Regions from separate parts of the Homo sapiens genome. Here region 1 is linked to region 2. A link is a loop called in an ENCODE intact Hi-C map of the cell type or tissue named here. Cell type or tissue: lower leg skin. All regions are shown on one strand. Links, peaks and the distances in the headings refer to the core of each region. The heading gives the core; the rest is flanking DNA. Region 1 overlaps IGFN1 (immunoglobulin like and fibronectin type III domain containing 1). Region 2 overlaps TMEM9 (transmembrane protein 9).

The links. A loop is a pair of places that touch in the nucleus more often than their neighbours do. Peaks named below come from ENCODE experiments on the same cell type or tissue, not always from the same donor. Only the 100,000 strongest peaks of a DNase experiment are listed, where the experiment ranks them.
Region 1: it touches region 2 in a loop (2.5-fold over the local background); 3 of 110 quality-filtered maps call a loop at or near these places.

Annotation. Positions count from the first base shown.
Region 1 is chr1:201,198,309-201,209,602 of GRCh38, reverse strand. IGFN1 (immunoglobulin like and fibronectin type III domain containing 1) reads right to left here. Exons shown (of 24, transcript NM_001164586.2): 6 at 10,225-10,269; 7 at 9,949-9,994; 8 at 9,192-9,366; 9 at 7,771-7,884; 10 at 5,697-5,865; 11 at 4,249-4,521; 12 at 1-3,520. Among named protein-coding and RNA genes, the nearest start is that of IGFN1, 13 kb to the right of the region's middle. In lower leg skin, for the core only: no CTCF peak of the experiment used is centred there; no DNase peak of the experiment used is centred there.
Region 2 is chr1:201,133,215-201,143,567 of GRCh38, reverse strand. TMEM9 (transmembrane protein 9) reads left to right here. Exons shown (of 5, transcript NM_001288565.2): 5 at 7,753-8,796. The coding sequence ends at 7,905. Among named protein-coding and RNA genes, the nearest start is that of ASCL5, 11 kb to the right of the region's middle. RefSeq lists a silencer at 8,815-9,021. In lower leg skin, for the core only: no CTCF peak of the experiment used is centred there; DNase peaks (open chromatin) are centred at 3,961 and 5,722.

The DNA.
Region 1 (11,294 bases), core at 324-8,323, 68 kb before region 2:
AAATCCTTCCTATAACCTGCCTTATTCACTGACCCCATTTCTTCAGAACCTCCTAAACCATCCGTAAAACCTGCCTTACTCCCTGAACCTATTGCCTCAGAAGCCCCCAAATCCTTCCTATAGCCTGCCTTATCCACAGACCCCATTTCCCCAGAACCTAAGCCACCCCTATAACCTGCTTTGCTCCCTGAACCCCCTCCCTCAGAAACCCCCAAATCTTTCCTATAGCCTGCCTCAATTAACCCCATTTCCCCAGAACCCCTTAAACCACCCCTGTAACCTGCCTTGCTCCCTGAATCCATTCTCTCAGGAGCTCCCAAATTTTTCCTATAACCTGCCTCATCCATTGACCTCATTTCTCCAGAACCCCTTAAGCCATCCCTATAACCTGCCTTGCTCCCTGTGCCCATTCCCTCAGGAGCCCCCAAATCCTCCCTATAACCTGACCCCATTTCCCCATAACCTCCAATCCCATTCCTATGACCTGACTCATCCAGTGACCCCATCTCCCCAGGACCCCTTAAACCAGCCCTGTAACCTGCACCCATTCCCTCAGGAACCCCCAAATCTTTCCTATTATCTGTTTCATCCATTGACCCGATTTCCCTGGAACCCTTTAAACCACCGCTATAATCTGCCTTGCTCCCTGAACCCGCTTCCCTGGAATCCTGTAAACCACCCCTATAATCTGCCTTGCTCCCTGAACTTATTCCCTCAGGAGCCCCTAAATCTTTCCTATAACCTGCTTCATCCATTGACCCCATTGCCCCAGAACCCCCTACACCATCCCTATAATCTGCCTTGCTCCCCGAACCCATATTCTCAGGAGCCCCCAAATCTTTCTTATAACCTTCCTTATCCACTGACCCCATTTCCCCAGAACTCCCAATACCCTTCCTACAACCTGGCCCATCTGCTGATCCCATTCCTTGGAGGCCTCCTGAACCATCTCTAAAGCCTGCCTCACCCCCTGGCCCTGTACTCCTAGGCCCAAGGCCCCTTGACCTTTCTCCATAGGCTGTTCTGACCCCAGTTCCCTGAGGCCCTGGAAGTTCTGATCCATCCTCATAACCCAGCACATTGCCAGCCCCATAAGCCCACTGGCTCCCAGAAGCGGCCCCATTGTGAGGTGCGAGTGACTCAGGGTGCCTGGTATCATCCCTATAACCAGCTCCAGCTCCAGAGGCCTTAGCACCAGGGCATCTTGTCCCATCCCCCTCACCCACTTTGCTTCCTGCCCTCAGAGACCCTGGTCCCATGGCTCCTGGACCCCCAGAGCCATCTTCATAGCCTCCTTCTCCAAAGGCCCCCAGGGCCTCTGAGGCTCTGAAGCCCCCATAATTTCCAGTCTGACCCCAAGGCCTTATTCTTCCAGAGCTCTCTGGTTCTGCTTCCACACATCCCATCCCAACAGTCTCCACTACTCCAGGGGCCTTGAGACCACCTCTACCCGCAGACCCTGTCACCCCAGGACTCCCTAGGCCACCATCTGAATGGTGCCCTCCCCTAGGGTCCATGCCTGCCTGGCATGCAGAGGCCCAATTCCTGGTGTCATTCATGGGTGCTCCATCAGGACCACCTGAGCCATTTTTAAGACTGGCAACTCTCCCAGACCCTCCTCCTGCAGGGCCAGAATCTTCATTTCCAGACCACACTCCCCCAGGCGCTCCGGAGCCATGCCTGTACCCACCCCCTTCCTCAGACTCCACTCCCGCAGGTGCCCTAGGGGAAACTCTACAACCAGCACCATGGCCGGACCCCATTTCTCCTGGAACCCCTGAGCCATAGCTATAACCAGCCCCGCTTTTAGAGCTTATTTCCCTAGAATATCCTAAGCCACCCTCGTACCTAGATTCCATTCTCCCGGGACCTTCCAAGCCATCCTTATAGCCTGTCTCACCTCTGGGTCCTTTTACTCTGGAGCTCCCTGACCCATTCCAGAAATCTGGTTCAGACCCTATTGACCCAGGACCTCTTAATCCTTTCTTATCTCCTAGTGTCCCCCCAGATCCCTGAGCACCCAGGCCTGGAGCCCTACTTAGCCAGTGGCTTCTGGCATCCACCCCCTGACCAGACTCCGTCAGTCCAGCCACCCAGATACCACCCATACCCTCTTGTCCTCCACTGGGCCCCAGCACTCCAGGCCCATGGTGGGCCCCAGTTTTTCTGAGGCTAGATGGTGTGTCATCCCAAGGACTTGTGCCCTTAGATTCTATTCTGCCAATACCCCCTGCTGCTCTGTGACCTGCTGTCCAGCCCTGGGAAGACTGGAAGCTTCTGGGGTCATACTCTACCTCACCCGAGGCCCAAGCTGTTTCCTGGCCATCCCTTCCCCTGAGCTCCTGTAGGACACCTTCGCAGCCTCTGGGGTCTCCTGGGCCTCCAGGGCCAGTTTTGTAGGCACTTCCTGTAACTACAGACTCCCCCCGGCATATACCATCTGCCTCCTGCAGTGAGTCTTCAGCTTTGATCTCAGGACTCCCATCTCCCAGAAGGAATTTTCTACCACCTGATATTGATGGTTCCTGGAAGTCCTTGCCTCCAGGTATCTGTTCTAGCAACTCTCCTGACCCCCAGTAGCCCCTGGCTTCCCCATAGTCAGCATCTCTACCTCCCTGAGAACCCCAGGATTCAGGGGCCATGCCCACCTTGGAGCCAGAACCTCTTCCTCCAGTAAGCTCCAGGGTGCCAGGACCTCCTGCCCCATTGCTGTCTCCAGCTTCTCCCAGGCCAGTCCCACCACCCCACACTACTATTCCTCTCCCCCTTTCCCTACTTGGAGCATCCCCTCTGTCCATCTCAGCCAGGCTGTCATCCTGTGAAATCTCTATCTGCTTTCCTCTTGGCCAGGACCCTACAGGATCAGACTGGCATCCCTGCAGGTCGCTCTTTCCTCTCCCAGGTCCCAGTCGAGCATCCCACAGTTGCTCTGGGGCATGCCTGTCCAGTTGTCTTCCACTGTCCCCTCTGTGCTCCTTTCCTTCCCTGCTGCTCCCCAGTCCTCCAGCCTGAAGCCGACTGGACCCAGCCTCCCAGCCTCCTGCTTTCCTCCAGCATTCATCACTGTTGCTGTCTCTGCCACGATCTTGCTGTTGTTTTTCTGGGAGGCCCAACCCTGATTCTGAGCTCTCTCCCTGTAGATGGGGCCTCTCTGCAAGGCTTCTGGCCCAGCCTCCCTCTCTGTGGGATTGATTTTCCCTGGGAAGAGTGGCTCTGCTTCCCTCTGCTACTGGAAAGCCCTCGCCCTCCTGTCCAGGGCCCCAGGCTGAGTCAGCTGTCCCTTTGTCCCCCATCAAGGAGTAGCCATGTCTGCCAAGGCCATCCCTGTCTGGGCTGGCTATGTGCTGGAGCCCAGAAGCCGGCCCAGCCCCTTCAAGGGAGCCCCCCCTGGGGCCCTGCTCTCTGGATTTCTCTCCCTGGCTCTCGATGCTCCCAGACTCTTCTGCTCCTGATGCCTGGGCTCCTTGCCTCTGCAGTTTGTGGTCAGCACTTGTGGACTGAAGGTCTTTATCCTTCCCAGCTTCAGTGAGGGGTTATTCATATGGAAGGTCAGTGCCCACATGGAGAGACAAGAGAAAATACCAAAACTCCTGTTAAATCCGGCCAAAGCACCTGCCTGAGCCCAGCTGCTTGCCTGACCTGGACTTCCCCAGGAGAGAAGCAAGGTGACCACCTGGGAAGGAAGCCAGGGTGTTCCAGGGATGGATGGGTGAATCCCATCACCACCTCCCTAGTCCTATACCCGCAGGCCACCCTGCTATAGGCTTCATGAGGGTTTTGGAGAAAACGCATAAGCCAAAAGTCATTTGTTTATCAAACTGCCGCAGCAGGTGCATGGTTTTTAAAATATCGACTTGCTCAACCACCTGCCTTACTTATGTCCAATTTACACTTTCCTGGGAACATCTGGAACGCAAATTTCTATCCCCAGGGAAGTTTGAGAGTGCTCTCTGGTCTGGTGCAGGGGCTTCTCATCCAGACTGAACCTGGGCCACTGTCCCAAGGCTGCCTAGGACCCTAGAGCCATCTGTGCCCCAAAGTAATTCCAAGAGACCCAGTAGAGCAGGCACAGCTGAGAAGGGTTGGGTTGGCCATGAAGGTCTGCACTGCAGTGGGTGGAGAATAATCTAAGGAGCTTTCCTTATTCTCTCTGACCAAAGGAAATCCCACTGCCTCGCCTTCCTCATGCCTCCGCAGCCCCAAGGTCTTCCCTGGAGGCAGAGAAAGACAGAGTTTTGAAGCACTCACCTTCAACCACCAGCCAGGCGCTGGAAGTGTAGAGCCCGGTGCCCAGCGAATAGGGGCCCATGTCTGAGAAACGTGCCCCCCTCACCACCAGCCGGTGGGTCAGCCCGTCAGGGGACACATACACTTCATATTTGTCACTGGGGTGGAGTAGCCGGTGCCGGAAATGCCAGGCTGCACTAGGGCAGGGGCTGGAGAGGGTACATTCAAAGACTGCGTCACCCTGCTCCTCACAGTGGGTCTCCGCCAGTGGGACCACCACTCTTGGGGGGATGGCTGCCGGGGAAATAGGAATGGGGATATCAGCTTGATGGTATGACACAGTGTGACCTAAGGCAGCAAGGCTGGCCATTCAGAAATCCTGGCTTAGACCAGCTCAGCCACAAACTCCCCATGTTACCTTGGACAGGTCACCTCTGGACCTCAGGTGTCAATTCCCCCCAAGTAAAATGAGGGGCTACAGTTATGAGCAATGAGGCTTATTTTCAGCTCTGGGATTCTATACTTCCAAACCCAAAAGTTATATTTAGGGACAAGGTGGATGCATGAAGGAAACCACTATGCTAAGAGCCGGTAGTTTATCTTATTCATCCTTGTGACCATCTCCAAGATAAGTATTATTAATTTCTTTTTACAGGTGAGAAAACTAAGGCTTAAAAAGTTAAATAACTTGCCCCAGTCTTACGCAGTTAAGAGAAACCAAGATTCACACCCAGGTCTGGCTGACTCCCAAACCCATACTTCTTTTCCCAAACTGCACTGTTTTCAGGCTTTCCAAAGCCCCATCTGGGCACCTCCCCCGTGCTGGGGCACATAACCCCCTTTTTTCTCCCCCAACTTTGATTCAGCCATGTTCTTACGACATGTCTGTCCAAAGCTCCCTTCCCCAGGCCTCTCGTTGTCCTTTCAAGAACCCCCTTGAGCTGGCAGGTGCTCTGAGAGTGATGTGGACACAGGTACTCATGGGGATGGGACAGAGTTTGATGAAGGAGGAGTGTCAGTTCCTAGATGGGGAAGGAATACAGGAAGCAGAAAAGGAAAGGTCTGTATGGAGCGTGAGGATGCCTAACCCAGAGATTCTTGCTAGGGTGTTGTGGGAGATGAGGACATGCAACAGAAAGGAGTTCTAGAGGCTGTGCAATTAGTCTGGATCTGATCTGAAAATAATTGATGGCTAGAGAAGGTCTAAGCAGAGGCATGACACATATGTTCTATGTCTGTGACAGTAATTCAGTAGAACCCAGCTCAGCACCAGGAGAGATAACTCGCACCAAGGCTTTGGAAAACAGAAAGCATCAAAATTTGGCCATCTAGGTATGTGTCCCTCTCCCAATTGTCTTTTGCAGCTGGGGCCACATCACATTTACCCCCCAACACACACGTTGCACCAACATGGACTCCATTTCTAACATATCTCCCCAACTCCAACTTCGGCAGTGTAGACCACTCACCACTGGCCTCCAGTTCTGTGGAGAAGACCACAGCATCCTCCACCTTGACCTGGTAAATGCCAGAGTCCTCAGGCCTCAGGTCTTGAATCTGGAACTCATAGCGCTTCCCCAGCCGGCGCAGACAGTGCTTGGTTTGGTTGTTGAAGCCATAGGGGATCATCTCACCATCCTAAGGCCAGAAAAGGAAGAGGAGGCGGGCCTCAGTGGGTCCTCAGTGCTTCCTGCCCCAGTCCCATTCTGGCTATAACCAGCAGTTTTCTCCCACGGGCCCAGTCGCCAGACAACAGATTCCTGGAACCATAGAGGAGCTGGGATGGGGTGGACAGCAGGGCCTGGAGAACATGGGAACAGGGATTGTGAGCTGGATGGGAATCCATGCTCTAGGAATGTCCATGGAGTGAAAAGTCTGCAAGTGTTATACAAAGGGGCACCTGAAGTTGCTGACATTCCAGCTCAGGCTGTGAGTAGAGTTACTCTCCAGCAGCCCTGCGAGGATAGCAGGGGAGGCCGGACACAACACCCATGGCCCAGAGGCCCCAGCTCAACTTATTCACCAACAGGAACTTGCAGAGAATAACATCAGATATCCATAAGGCTCTATGAAACCCAGTAATCTATATGCATACCTGCTTTAACTAAGCCCTAGATAGGTTTGCTACTTGCTGAATATTAACAATAGCTAATACTTATTAGGGGCCCACTGTGTGCCAGGCACTGTTTCAGGTACTTAGGACACATCAATGCATAAAACAAAGATTCCTGCTCTCACTAGCTAAAATCCTATGGGGGAAAAATATAAATAATAGATGTCATAAATAAGTAAATAATTTATGTTAGAAAAAAATAGAACTGGCCGGGTGTGATGGCTCATGCATGTAATCCCAGCACTTTGGGAGCCTGAGGCGGGTGAATCACTTGAGGCCAAGAGTTCAAGACCAGCTGGCCAACATGGTGAAACCCTGTCTGTACTGAAAATACAAAAAATTAGCTGGGTGTGGTGGCAAACACCTGTAATCCCAGCTACTCGGGAGGCTGAGGCAGGAGAATCACTTGAACCTGGGAGGGAGAGGTTGCAGTGAGCCGAGATTGCACCACTGCACTCCAGGCTGAGCAACAGAATGAGAAGAAAGGAAGGAAGGAAGGAAGGAAGGAAGGGAGGGAGGGAGGGAGGGAGGGAGGGAGGGAGGGAGGAAGAAAGAAAGAAAAAGAAAGAAAGGGAAAGAAAGAGAGAAAACTAGGGAACAAAAAGGTAGATATGGGTCCAGGGCTCCTGAGTGCCAGGGTGGGGCTGGAGGGACATAGTGGAATCACACGGAGTGGCCAAGGGAAGTCTCTCTGCCATGAAGGAATTAGCCCTGTCGATATCGGGGATGAGCATGCCAAGCAGAGGGAACACCTGGGCAAAGGAACAGGGACAAGGCCAGTGGGCCAGGAACTGAGGGACAAGGGGAAGAGAAGCAGGAATAAGCAGAGAGGTGAGGGGAGGGGCAAGTCACACATGATGTCATTTAGCGCTGCAGTACACCATGAGACAGGTCCTATATTATCCCCAGTTCACAAGTGAGGAAGCCGAGGCATGGGGAAGATAAGTATCTTGTCTGAGGTCATACAGCTTATAAGTGATGAAGCTGGATGAGTTTGGCTACAGAACTAGCCAAATTTTACCAACTGCTCCCCACCTGCCTCTGCCCCCATCTGGTTGGCAGATAATTACTCCTAGAGCCCAGGTAGGGATGTATGAAGTCTCTGGAGAGAAAGCTCAGATGGAAAGGGGTGCACTTTCTCAGAACCCTCTTTTCACCCCCGTGCTCTGGTGTTAGACACAATTTACAGAGAATCACAGGCCCAGCTGGAGAGCCCAGTTGCTCAGTGTGAGATAAGAAGTCCCTGTGGATGGATGGTCTACACCAGGGTTTGGTCCAGGTCCAGCCAGGAACTCCATGGGATGAGGGGCTCACCACTTGTGTGCTCTGGTTGTTCCCTTGGAGGAATGCAGGGTACCCATAGTTCCCTCTCCACTAGACCTGAAGCATCCCTGCCAGATCCCCCCCACCCATAGCCCCTCCAGCCTCACCTTATACAGGTAAATCTTGCTCTGAGAATCCTTGAGATCCAGCTCCAAGTCAAACTTTGCATTCCCATCCTTGGTGACCCTGATGTGTCTTAAGCTGGAGATGGTGTTGATGTACTACAAAGCAGACAAACACCCAGCAGGAGAGCTCATGAAGCTCTCTCTTCGGGGTACTCTGAACCCTCATAGGCTCTGGTACCATCCCAGGCCCACAGCGTTCCAGATGAGCATGCATTGGCCCCTTTTACAAGTGGGGGAAAGTAAGCCCCTCAAGGAAGGAAATTCTCCAAGATGAGAGATCAGATCAGGAAGACAACCAAGAAAAGACCCCAGGTGTTCAGTTGCTAGAACACAGTGGGGCTTTTCCATCTATCTGTACTTCTAACGAACATTAGTTGAACACCTACCGTGTGCAAAGCTCTGTGCTAGGTCCCGTGTTAAAGCCAATGAGAAAGCTTGGAGGAGAGAAGGCTGAGACCCTAGGTGTTAGGTTTAAGGAAGCTTATCTTTCAAGGGGATAAGATACTATTTTCAGGATAATAAAAACTAGTTGTTTTCCATTTTCAGAAGAAAAATTAGACTTATGCTATAGTTAAGTTAGACACAGGAAAGAAATTCCTGTACAGCTGATAAGATTCTGGGATCAGAGTGCTAATGGGAACTGTGAAATTCCCTTCCATGAAAGCCTTTAGAAGTAAACCAGGTAGCCAGGTGCGGTGGCTCACGCCTGTAATCCCAGCACTTTGGGAGGCCGAGGCAGGCGGATCACGAGGTCAGGAGATCGAGATCATCCTGGCTAACACGGTGAAACCCCGTCTCTACTAAAAATACAAAAAGTTAGCTGGGTGTGGTGGCAGGCACCTGTAGTCCCAGCTACTCAGGAGGCTGAGGCAGGAGAATGGCGTGAACCTGGGAGGCGGAGCTTGCAGTGAGCCAAGATCCGGCCACAGCACTCCAGCCTGGGCGAAAGAGCAAGACTCCATCTTAAAAAAAAAAAAAAAAAGAAAGAAATAAACCAGGTACCTCCCCCCCGCAATCTGGTGACAATGATAATGATAGCAAAAATCAAGGCACTAAGCTAAGTACTTTAATTACATTCTCTCATTTATCCTCCCAATAACCCTACAAGGTAGGCATGACTATAATTCCCATTTTACAGATGAAGACACCAAGATACAGAGGCCCTAACCCTTCCAAAGCTCCAGAGTTTAGTAAGTATCAGAACCAGGTTGCAAAGGCAGGACACCAACCTGGGATCCCAGGGCCTTAGCCAGATACCCCACTGGGGACTAGATGGAGACAGGCCCCTTGATCATACTTGGTTTCCTAAGTTCTGCCTCCAAGCCCACCTCCAGGTGTGAGGCACCTATGGTCCAGGTGTGTGGGGTGGGCATGGAGTGAGGGGTGGGAATGGGGTGAGGCACCTGTGCCATCTTGTCCTCCTGTTCCTTCTTCATCTCCTGCAGCCTGCGCAACATGCCACGGTAGTCGACGATGCCATACTTCAAGCAGATCTTCTCGTAGTCCTTCCTGTCTGCTGTCATCAGCAGCTGCCATATCTGCTCAAGGTCCATCTTTTTCTTGGGGGCTGGTGGGGCCCTGGGGAGCAAGGCTAGCAGGTCAGAGGCCAGAGGAATCCCTGCTCCTCTGTTGGCCACCTGGCTCTGGTGTCCCAAGTAGTTCTGGGAAGCTGCTCTATCTGCACTCGAGGAAACGCAGAGCCTGGAATCTCTGGGACTGACCACTGTTGAGGCCAGAAGGATTCAGAGATGGGTGGGGCGAGCCTCAGCCTCACCCCACAACTTTCAGGAGAAATGCTCCTGACAACTTGTATTGTAGATTTCTAAGTAGGATGTCTGGGGAAAGTGGGTGTTGCATTGTTCTGTTGCTTAAAAAAAAAAAGTACATCATTGTTCTGGTGGACCACCACATTTTGCAAATGAGGAAATCAGAGGAGAGATGATTAACTCAAGGATATAGAGCTTTGAAATGGCAGAGCTGGAGCTCTGTCCCATTCCCATCCAGTTCAGTCCCCTTCCCATCCTCCCATCTGCTACTGGCAGTCTAGCTCCCTGCTGTGTTGGGTAGAGGTGGGGCTCAAGCCCAGCTTACTTATGGAAATAGCAGGGGGTGAATACTATGGGAGCCTCCAAAATCCCTCATGGACAGGCCCAAACCCACCTCTTTTTCAGCAACTTCCGGAAGTCCATCAGCTCCTTCCTGAGGTCTGAAAAAGGAGCAGGAATGAGGCCTCAGTCCCAGGTGGGATGACTGAGGGTTGATGCAGAGCTTTTCTGTGTTGTCCATGCTGACAACTGAGCCTTTGGAAGGGGCTCTCTTGAAGACTGGTGGTGATCCACAAGGTGTTCATGGTAGCTCAACCAGGCAGGGAACACCAGGAAAGGAGTAGCCTATCCCCCACAGGCCCCCAAGGAGGTTTCTGACAAATCTGCCTACCTTCCTGCGGTTCCCTGTGCCTCTTCCGATTCTTCCGAAAGCCAACTGCAACATCCAGGGAGGAGAGGAAGGAGTCGATGTGGACAAGCAGGGAGAGAAGCAAGACATGTTGATGGTCTTCCTGAGAAACTGATGGAGTCCCAGAGCCCTGCTCTCCCCACTGTCCTCTAAGGCGTGGACGATCCCAGCAAGAGGGATGGAGCAGGGTGGAGGGTCTGTCCATCATAAGCCTTTTTACCCTAGAGCCTTACCATGACCAAGGGGACCAACCTAAGCATCATCTCATGCAGGGGAGGCCCAGTCATGTGTCCGCAGGGGCCAGGGAGGTGGCATAAATGCGTGAAGCAGACACTGGCAACCACAACAAACTCAAGAGTATCTAAAGGGGCAGCTGCTCTTTCACTCCACCTGGGAGCTGCCATTTCAGGGTATAGGCCCAATATTGCCAAATAGGTCAGACATTGCTGTTTGGCTAATCCTGCAGCCATTTGTATTCTTCATCATCTGCTTCCACTAGAGAGGCTGAAAAAGCTAAACACTCACCTTCCCCAGCTTCCCTTGCAACTAGCAGTGCTCATGTGACACTGTCCTGACCAATGAGCTCCAGGAATTTCTGAGAAAGCCTTTGCTTCCTCTATAAAAAGGGTGGATGGACTGGTCGTGATGGTTCATGCCTGTAATCCCAGCATTTTGGGAGGCCGAGGGGGGAGGATAGCTTGAGCCCAGGAGTTCCAGACCAGCCTGGGCAACACAGGGAGACCCCGCCTCTACAAAAAAAATAAAAAAATTAGCTGGGTGTGATGACACATGCATGTAGTCCCAGCTACTTGGGAGGCTGAGGTGGGAGGATCACTTGGGCCTGGGAGGTCAAGGCTGCAGTGAGCCATAATCACACCACTGCACTCCAGCCTGGGCAACAGGTCTCAAAAAATAGAAAATAAAAGGCCAAGCACAGTGGCTCATGCCTGTAATCCCAGCACTTTGGGAGGCCGAGGCAGGTGGATCACCTGAGGTCAGGAGTTCGAGACCAGCCTGGCCAACGTGGTGAAACCCTGTCTCAACTAAAAATA
Region 2 (10,353 bases), core at 2,354-10,353:
CTTCCAGGCAGAGGGGGCGCAGCCAGCCAGAGCCAGTCACACATAGATACACATGATATCCCCCGTGTGCTCAGACATTGGTGACAAGCTGCTGGTGGACTGGACGGCAGCAGGTTAATTTGTTTGTCCAGTGATTCCACAAACATCTGTTGAACACTTGCTCAATGCAAACCAGAGCTCCAGGGTCTGGGGAGAAATGTAGGATTTCAAGAGCGGAAGAGGAATGAGACAGTGGTGCCGGGCAGGGGACATTGCCAAGTATGTGTGAGGAATTTTGAGCGTTGCAAGGATAGGGTAGAGATGTTTGAATAGTGGCAAAGAGAGCTGGCCAGTAGATTTAGGTCACATTATTAAAAGTCCCAAATGTCAAGCTAAGGGGGTTTGGCTTTATCTGACAAGGAAAGTGGGGAACCACTGACCCCAGACAGCCTGCAAGGCCTCCAGGAGTTCATGCAATGGTGGGGAGCTGGCAGGGCTTGGACCAGGCCCAGTGCAGTTAACAAGCGCTGTCACCGTCTTCCCATTCATCCTCATACTAAAAAGTTGTGGACACCATGGCGAGGAAACCCGGGGGGACAGGAGGGCTCAGGTGAAGGGCTCTTCGTGGGAGTGAGACGTGGTGTACCTCCATGCTGAGCAGAGTTGTGATGAGCCCTGCACTCCCCAGGTGGTCTAGGGGAATCTTGCCTGAGTGAGGACTGCACAGCCCCGTGTGCCTCGGGCTCCCCCTTTATGCGCTCATGTACCAGCTAGCTGGGTGCATGAGACAGCAGAGCGGGCTGCTTAGAGGCGTGGAGCCAAGGCAGGCGGGGTTGGCTGCTGCTTCCACTCTGAGCTCTGTCCCCAGGGCCTTGCTGCTGGAAGATACTCCTGTTTATTGACTGATGGAGGGATGCCCTGAGTGAACTCATGCGTATGCATAAGGAATATCTAGTCGGGAAGCGCCTCAGCTAGGCCTCAGAGAATTAGTTGAAGAAACTGAGAGTCATTTAGCTTAAAGGAAAAGAAAAACAACTAAAGGAGACGCATGATAGCTGCCTTCAGAAGTTTGTAGAAGACAGCTTGGCTTCATCCAGGGACAGAGAGATTTAACACAATATGAGGAGGAGGCTGGGAGTCTTCCTGTAGACAGCGTGGTCTAACTATGGGGTAGGTGGGCTGGGCTCCCTTGCAAGACCATGAGCCAGTTCCTCACCAAAAAGAGGACCCAGGGGCTCAAGTCTAAGTGTGAAGCTGCCTGGGTGATGTGGGTCTGGGCCAGCATGAACAGCGAAGAGAAGGGCAGATCAGGGAGGGAGCCTGGCTGCTCTCGAGGGCTGTGTTGCCCCACCCTGCGCACATGCCTGGACTGCTCCCAGTTTGCCCCCAGCCTCCTGCTGACATGAGTTTGGCCGAAGGTGGAGCAGAGGGGATGAGCCTCGCCCCATTGGAGCTAGGGCCTGGGAGGTGGTGGCACTGGCAGTTGGGTGGTCTGTGTTCAAGAGGAAACCTCGTGTGCCTACCTGGTTATTAATGTAGAGTAATAGCAGCTCTGATAGGGGAGGAGCATCGCTAATAAACACTCAGCGATTAGGGGTAATGTGGTAATTGCAGTCCTGGCTGGGGTAGTAATTGAGAGATGCAGCCCAATGATTTCCGTGGAATGCATGGCTCTGGGGCATGGCCTTGTTATGTCTCCTGCCATCCTAGCCAGGGAGCCAGAGGGAGGGCAGCTTGGGGAGAGCAGCTTGCCGTCCCTGGGTATGAACCCAGGTCTCTCTTACCCCCAGGAGACCTGGAGTGCTCCTCATTTGAAGCCTGTTTGTATGAGGGGGCCTTGGGAGGAAGAAGGGCTAGATTTGGTAACTGTGGCAGGACTGCCTGGGAGGACAGTAGGCTGTGATAGGCTGCAGCACATAGAAGCTGGCGAGCCATGCTCCCTCCTGTAGGGGAAGTTGCGGCCCTGGGATGGACAGGATGACACGCCCTCACCTCTCACCTGAGGTTCTAAAAGCTCATAAAAAGTTGTGTTTAATCTCTTTGATACCCTGACCTAGGGTGCAGCCAACTCTCGCTGGTTGTGGCCTGGGGCAGGTAGATCTCATTGGGTGCCCTTGGCTGGGTAAGGAAGTGCCCCCAGTCCCGTTCTTTGGCATCATCTCTCTATCCCCTCACCTCCTGTGATTCTGTGTGGTCTCCAGGTCACAGATGTCTGTGGTTCAGCAACTCTGCTTTTCTCAGTGTATTCAGAAAACCTGCAGGTGGCACAGTGTTGAGATTTGCACAGACCTTATGTCTGCCCTCGGGGGTTTAAGCCCCAAGACGGCCAAAAGCAGGTAAAGCAGCAGGAAACGTAAAGGCTGGCAGTAAGATCTGGCTTCGTAAGACGGGTGGTCAGCTGAAAAGTCAGGTGCCTTGGGAGGCCCCTCTTTACTAGACAAGGGGTCGGAAAGTTACCCTTCTCGTTGTGTTAGTCTGGGAAGGAAGGCTTCCTGGCAGAGGGGGATTTTCAGTGCCCACTCAGGGTGGTTGGGAGAGTGACCGCTGAACTGCAGGGAGGATGAACAGGGCATTGGGGCTGGACAGAACCCAAGGAGCTTGTCTTTACAGAGACTGGGGGCCCTAGTCCTGGACGACGAGGGATAATCTACTGCCCCTCTCAGTGCACAGAGGAAAGGGATGTGGGGAAACATGGGGCTGGGGGGCAGGCATTCAGCTGAGCGGCAGCAGCACCTAGGCTGTAGCCATGTCTCTGGGTTTCACCCCAAGAGGAACAAAGTCAGGACATGGCCTCTTGGGTTCCTTGAAAGTTCGCCTAGGCCTGTACAACTCGATGACTTTAGAAGGAAAATTCTGTCTAGGCTCCAGGAGCTTTCAGGCCCTACGCCCCAGAAGTCTGGGACCCAGTTAGGGGTGAGATCTGGAGGTCAGGGCATTTTTTCAGGGTTAGGGACCCCTTGGTTCCTTCTCCCCAATTCCTGTGACCAGGAGCTCTCCTGCCCAGGGGGTAAAGAACTGGAAGAGGAAGAGGAGGCCTCCCCCTCAGCCTCAGCCCCGTTCATGGAGGGAGATGAAAGCTTGTCATGTTCCCTTTGAAAGCGCTGGCAGAGCCTCAGTAGGCCCTGATTGCTGGGCGCTGCCTCCCCTGGGATTCCAGCAGCATTAGGCATAATCCCTGGGCTCAGACGTCCTTTGAAAGGAGGAAGCAAGCATGTTTGCTGGGGCAGAAACGGCAAACAGAGCTGTTTTAGATGTGCAGGTTGGGCCCTCTTTGAAGAGAGACACATGGTTTCTCTGAGGCTGGGGATGTCGCTGCTCACAGCATGGGCCCAAGCTCTGGAGAGGTCTTCAAAGTGCTCACCCTGCTGGGGCAGTGGGTAGAGTTCTGGGCCCCCTTTGGGAGAGAGTATACAGGGAAATCAAGGAAAGGTGATGATGATGATGGGAACTGGAACATGCAGGCACCGGGGAGAAGACTCGGGCCACTGAGGAGCAGTCTCCCCTCCTGTCTGCACATGGGTGGCAGCTGTGTTCTGAGGACCCCAGCCCTGGGAAGCTGACAGTGAAACACGGAACAGACACACTGATGAGGGCAATCCAGTCGGCCTCCTCCCCTGAGGGCAGAATAGAAAGATGTGCGGTTCAACAGACGCTTCTAGAGCCTCCAGTGGGGCAGCACAGCATTGTGGTTAATCACAGTCCTGGGAGGGGCCGAGCCCTGCCATTTACTATCCTTGGTGCTAACCTCCTGGTTTAGTTTTCTAAGTCTGGAATACACATAATCATGTTTACCTCAGCATAACTGTTGCGATCGTGTGTATGGAAGCTTTACAAGTGTTTGCTCGTCCTTAAGAATGCGCTATTTCAATCAGGTGTTAATACTTAAGTAGCATCATGATTGCTGGAGGGAAGCCTGAGGGGCAGCGTGCACAAGGGCCTGAGTGAGGATCACCGCAGGTAGACAGAGGATGCATGGACCAGTGTGGCCAGAGGCTGGGCTGGGGGGTAAGGGGGGAGGTGAGGCTGGGAGTGCCCTTGAATGTCAGGCCCAGCAGGGTTTTATTTGTGAGCAGGTGGGTCCCAGCTGGGGTTTTTGGGCAGGGAAACAGCATGAGTTGGTGTGTCATAGGAAGGTGGCCCTAGCCGCAGCGTGCAGGGGTCAGGGAGAGCCTCGCAGCAGAGGTGCAGTGGGACTCAGCAACAGCAGCAAGGACTTGGGTCAAACATGGAAAACTCAGAGAGGCTGTATAGTCCTCTTGCTGAAGGGCTTTGCACTAGGACCATGCTTTGCTGAGTGGCTGGTAAGTGATGAGACCACCTGGTCATGCTCCTGTGCCTGGGATTGGGGAGGAGGGAGGAGGAGCAGCCAGAGAGAGGAGAGCCGCCTGAGGTGGGGTTCTCACTCTCCCTGTCTCCTTGTCATCAGGCTTTGGCCAAGTCCAGTGCCAGCTCAGAACCAGTGCTTCTGGGCAGACTGAAGAGGGTTTCATCTGGGACGGCCTGAAGGGCTCAGGGCTAGTTTGATCAGCTGGGGCTTATCCACACAGTTACTTGGGTCCTTCCAGTGTGGAGAAGAGGGCCTCGCTTGATGTCCTGAGCATTGGTTCCTTTAGAAGTGCTCTGTTCTTGCTCTAGCTGTGGGGAAATATACCAGCCTGTCTCTTTGGTTGTCCATGCTGGCTCCCTCTTAGGAGAAACCAGCCAAAGAAGGATCCAGCTGGGTCCTAGGATAAGAGATATACGTACATGGGTTCAAATTCCGACTTGGCCACTAAACAGCCATGCAGCCTTGGGCAGCAAGATGATTCATCTTTCAGAGCCTCAGTTTCTGCAGCTACAATAGGGGATGGTTTTACCCATTTGCCAGTGTTGTAAGCCTGGGAATAATCTGTGTAAAGTGCCTAGCAGAGCGCCTGGCACATAGTGGCACTTGTCATAGTCACACTGGTCTGGTCCCCCTGGGGACCTCCTGGGAATCCATCCATGTCCAAGCTCTTTTTCTGATTGGGAGGGGCTCCACCCGCCTCCCCTCCTAACTGCCCTTCTGCTCCCGAGTTAACCGGAGGCCCAGCCTCAGAGGGAGAGGGGAGGAACTGGTGGCATTTCTCCCACTTCCACCCACCATACTTGCTGCAGAGCAAGCAAGGATGAGGCCCCACTCTGGGCTGTCTCTGAAACAGATGTGGAGTCTTTAATACCTTTTAATCAGACTATTAGCGATGGAAACTCAGCCTCTCAGTGGCAGCTTTCCCCCACTTAGGAGCTGTTTGTTAAGACTTTACATGAAGGGAAAACAAATGATACTGTGGTAATGTGGTGAATTTCAGCATGTTCCCTTAATGCTGTGCTCTGGGCTCTCCCTGGCTTCCCCTTCTCAAGACGCTCCCCTGAGATACAGAGCAGTGGAAGGAGGGCAGGGCTAAAGCTGCCCCACCCTTCCAAGCGTAGCACCCCACCCCACACACACACTGGAGCCCTGTCATGAGAAAGATGGTCCCAGAAAGGATGAGATTGGGAATGGAAAGAAGAAGAGAAGGCAATCCAGCCCCCAGAGCCAAGTCCCGGTGGGCCAATAGCTTCCCAGATGGGTCTTTAGTGCCCACCTCATGTAGACGGCCACACTGAGGCAGGACTGGGTGGAGGCTTGGTCTTAGCACTGTGGCCAGCTCAGTCAGCACAGTGAACAGGGAAGGCATGGAACTGGAAGGAGGGGCAGCAGCCATGGCAGTTTTCACAGGCTTTCTCCTGGCAGCCAGCCGCCAGCCTTACTGCCTAGTGGCTTCCAGAGCTAGGCTCTGATATTAGTCATCGCTCCTAGGGAAGAAAGAAACCAAACATTTCTTGAGCCCTAGCTCTGTGACAGCCAGGATAGTAAGTGCTTTATATGTGTGTTATTTAACTTTGCCATACCCATCTACTAATCTTAAACCAGTGTATTTCAAGCAAGCCATTAGGTCATGAAATGAATTCTGTGAGTCATGACCAGGATTTTTAAAAAAATGGAATGGAACAGAGCAAAGAATATCAGAATGCATTACACTAAGTATTGTTTTATGAAACTTCTTTTCACTCTGTGTGTGTGTGTGTGTGTGTGTGTGTGTGTGTGTGTGTGTGTGTTAGATAATTTGGTAACTATAATTCCTAATGACCGTATAGCAGAAAAAAGTCTCAATGACTACATTTACTACATTAAATTGAAGCTTGGAGAAATAAAGTAACTTGTTCAGGGACACATAGCCTCATAAGTGACTGAGGCCATGTCTCCTTCCCAGCCCCCGCTGTGGATCTGTAGTTCCACCTGGGACGCGAGCCTAGGGGAGGCTGAGGCTGGAAGGGGCAGGTGATCCCCAGCCCAGGAACAGAACCCAGGGGTCCTAATTCCAAGCTCAGTATGCCCCCTGCCTGACATGGCCACACGTGCCTTTCAGGCGTTGCCTGAGCCTCACCTAGCCTGGCACAGGAAGCCTTCCTCAGGACCTGGGCGGGAGGCTCCCAGAAGGCAGTGTCCATCTCTAACGCAGCTTAGAGAGGAGCACTCACAAGATGAAGTCCTCAGAGCTCTGAGAGGATGATGATGAACCCTCTCCCAGCCTCCTCACTGCCAGCTTGTTCTCTGTCCACCCTACCCTCACCTCACCACCCCCCTTCGCCCCAGCGTAGCAGCTGCATGGTGACAGAAGCCGTGCCAGCTTGGGGCATTAGAAGCAAAGTTGCATTTACTGGGCGGCTCTGGGCTTAGAGAAGTGCACTAATCCCTTAAGAGATGTGTGGCAGGAGATGAGAGGCAGGGAAAGCTAGGGAGGAAATCCCCACGGGGGTGTGGGCCTGGCCCTCAGCTCTAATTCTCTCCAAAGATCAGGTTCAGGTCCTGCAGGAAATGCAGAGGCTCCGGAGCTTCAGAGGCAGAGAAGTGGTAATTAGGGGAGGATGCTTTTGACGGCAGCAACAGTTCTGAAAGCAAAGGGGAAGGGGATCAGCAGAGTCAGATAGGGAGGAAGCTGAGCTGTCCTCAGCTATCAAAGGAGGGAATGGGCCAGAGAGGGCTCTGCAAAGGGAATGCTGGGGCGGCTCTGAATTTCCATCCCTGTCAGACTCCCTGAGTGATGTCACATCCCTCTTTCCCAGGGAAACTAAGATCCCATGGATCTGGATCTATGCAGACTCCTCAGTAGGCCCCCTCCCATCTGGAGCAGATGTGTTGCCATCTCAGGGTAGCCAGACCCTAGCCCCTGGGCCTTCTTCCTGTCCCCTGGGCAATGGCGTGGAGGGCAGGGGAGTTCTCTAGCCTAGTACTAGCCCTGGGGGCACCTCGGTGCATTGCTGAAACAACAGATGTCATCAAGTCCTCTGCCTAAGTGAGGTCTTGAAGCCTATACTTAGCATCCTTCTTGAGAGTTAGAAATAGTGGAATGGGGCATGGTGAGGGGTGGGTTCAGGCTGGGAACCTCCCTTGAGCTAGCTGTGTGGCAGTAACTGGAGCCCCAGCAGAACCTACTCTTCCTGGAGTGCTTCCTTTCCCAGGCCCCAGGGAGGGGCAGGGGCCCCATCCTGCAGATGCTACAGACACTAAGGCTTCCAGCAGACCTGGCACACTGTGTTCAGCTCTGCAGATGACAAGGCAAGGTCCTCAGCCTGCAGCACTTGGGGAGGCCCAGCCTCCCAGTCTGGGGAAGGTAAGGCTTTGGGGTTCGTTCTTTCCATGTCAGACTTTCAGGATCCAAGACCCTTCTGGCTTACCGTGCCAGATCTTCTCTTTTTTTCTTCCCACTACAGGATGCTCGCTCTATGGCAGCAGCTGCTGCATCCCTCGGGGGACCCCGAGCAAACACAGTCCTGGAGCGTGTGGAAGGTGCCCAGCAGCGGTGGAAGCTGCAGGTGCAGGAGCAGCGGAAGACAGTCTTCGATCGGCACAAGATGCTCAGCTAGATGGGCTGGTGTGGTTGGGTCAAGGCCCCAACACCATGGCTGCCAGCTTCCAGGCTGGACAAAGCAGGGGGCTACTTCTCCCTTCCCTCGGTTCCAGTCTTCCCTTTAAAAGCCTGTGGCATTTTTCCTCCTTCTCCCTAACTTTAGAAATGTTGTACTTGGCTATTTTGATTAGGGAAGAGGGATGTGGTCTCTGATCTCTGTTGTCTTCTTGGGTCTTTGGGGTTGAAGGGAGGGGGAAGGCAGGCCAGAAGGGAATGGAGACATTCGAGGCGGCCTCAGGAGTGGATGCGATCTGTCTCTCCTGGCTCCACTCTTGCCGCCTTCCAGCTCTGAGTCTTGGGAATGTTGTTACCCTTGGAAGATAAAGCTGGGTCTTCAGGAACTCAGTGTCTGGGAGGAAAGCATGGCCCAGCATTCAGCATGTGTTCCTTTCTGCAGTGGTTCTTATCACCACCTCCCTCCCAGCCCCAGCGCCTCAGCCCCAGCCCCAGCTCCAGCCCTGAGGACAGCTCTGATGGGAGAGCTGGGCCCCCTGAGCCCACTGGGTCTTCAGGGTGCACTGGAAGCTGGTGTTCGCTGTCCCCTGTGCACTTCTCGCACTGGGGCATGGAGTGCCCATGCATACTCTGCTGCCGGTCCCCTCACCTGCACTTGAGGGGTCTGGGCAGTCCCTCCTCTCCCCAGTGTCCACAGTCACTGAGCCAGACGGTCGGTTGGAACATGAGACTCGAGGCTGAGCGTGGATCTGAACACCACAGCCCCTGTACTTGGGTTGCCTCTTGTCCCTGAACTTCGTTGTACCAGTGCATGGAGAGAAAATTTTGTCCTCTTGTCTTAGAGTTGTGTGTAAATCAAGGAAGCCATCATTAAATTGTTTTATTTCTCTCACTTTCTGGTTTTTAAGAGATTTAGGGAACTAGGAATTTTTCACAAGTGACCTGGTAAATGTAGTATCCCAGAGGGGACAGAGAGCATTGCGTTTTGCTAGGTCCAGACAGGCAGAGCCTTGGGAAGTCCAGGCGGCCGTGGCAGAGCCAGCCACAGTGCAATCAGGCCAAGGCCACGGCTTGCTGGAAGTCCTCCTCACCTGATTAGGAAAGAGGTGGGTAGGCTGGGGCAAGGAGCACAGGGTGAACTGGCCCTTGGGAGTTATCCTGAGATTTTACTTCATGTTTATGGGCAGTTCCTCTGAAACTGAACAGTGCGTGATTCATCCTAATATCCTACAGACACAGTAAATAGCGCTCCCTGCAAAACCTGTAAGTATCCCCAAATGAAAACCAACAGGTATTTGGAGAGGGGTGGGTGGGGGCAGCTAGAAAACGAGCTGCCCCATACAGAAGGAAATGCCAGCAGCTTCAACAGGGACATCCAGGGGAGCCCGGCACTGCGTCAGCTCCAGTATGGATGTGCGGTGCAGGGCATGTCCAAGACCCAGGCAGAGGCAAGGCATCTAGAGGGACTGAGCTGATCTGGTGTCATCAGGGTTGTCCAAATAAACATGGATTAAGAACCTTTGTGGGCTGGGCGCGGTGGCTCACGCCTGTAATCCCAGCACATTGGGAGGCCGAGGCGGGCGGATCATGAGGTCAGGAGATCAAGACCATCCTGGCTAACACGGTGAAACCCCATCTCTACTAAAAAAAATACAAAAAATTTGCTGGGCATGGTGGCGAGCACCTGTAGTCCCAGCTACTCGGGAGGCTGAGGCAGGAGAATGGCATGAACCCGGCAGGCGGAGCTTGCAGTGAGCTGAGATCGCGCCACTGCACTCCAGCCTGGGGAACAAAGCAAGACTCCGTCTCAAAACAAAACAAAACAAACAAAAAAAAACCTTTGTGTGGGCCCCCATGCTGGGTTCTTGGAGAGGTGTGGGAGGCAAGAGAACGACGTGAGATGGGGGGTCAGTTTGCAACAGTTTGCCAAAGTTCCAAGACAGAAGCGTAAAGGGGATGGGACTGGGGTGACCTGCAGATGGGGCTCCCAGGAGGAGCAGAGACTCTGGTTGGCATTGGAAACAAGGGACACAGCTGAGAGGGGACCAAGTGGATTGTGGGGTCCTGAGCAAGTGCACTTAGGAAGTTTGTGGTAGGGCTAGCAAGCGATAGATGTGCCCCCAAATGCAAGGCTGGGACAGAGGAGTTGGTGCTGACAACATTTCTACTGGGTCATTTACTAGACAGCTGCTCAGTGCCTACCAGGGTCAAGTACTGCTGTGGAAGCTACAGTGGGCTATTTTATTCTTTCAGGATGGGGATGCTCTTATTTCAAGAGGCATACAAAAGCAGCACTTTCCAAAGGTGGGCAGGTGGGTGTATTAACTTAGCAAGAATAACCAGGCCAGAAATTGGTGCCTAACATTGCCAGGTCTCCCCTGTAAAACCACATGCCCTGGGGGAAACATTGAGTGCTATATTTCTCTGAGGCTTGGGTAAGTCCTGCAGA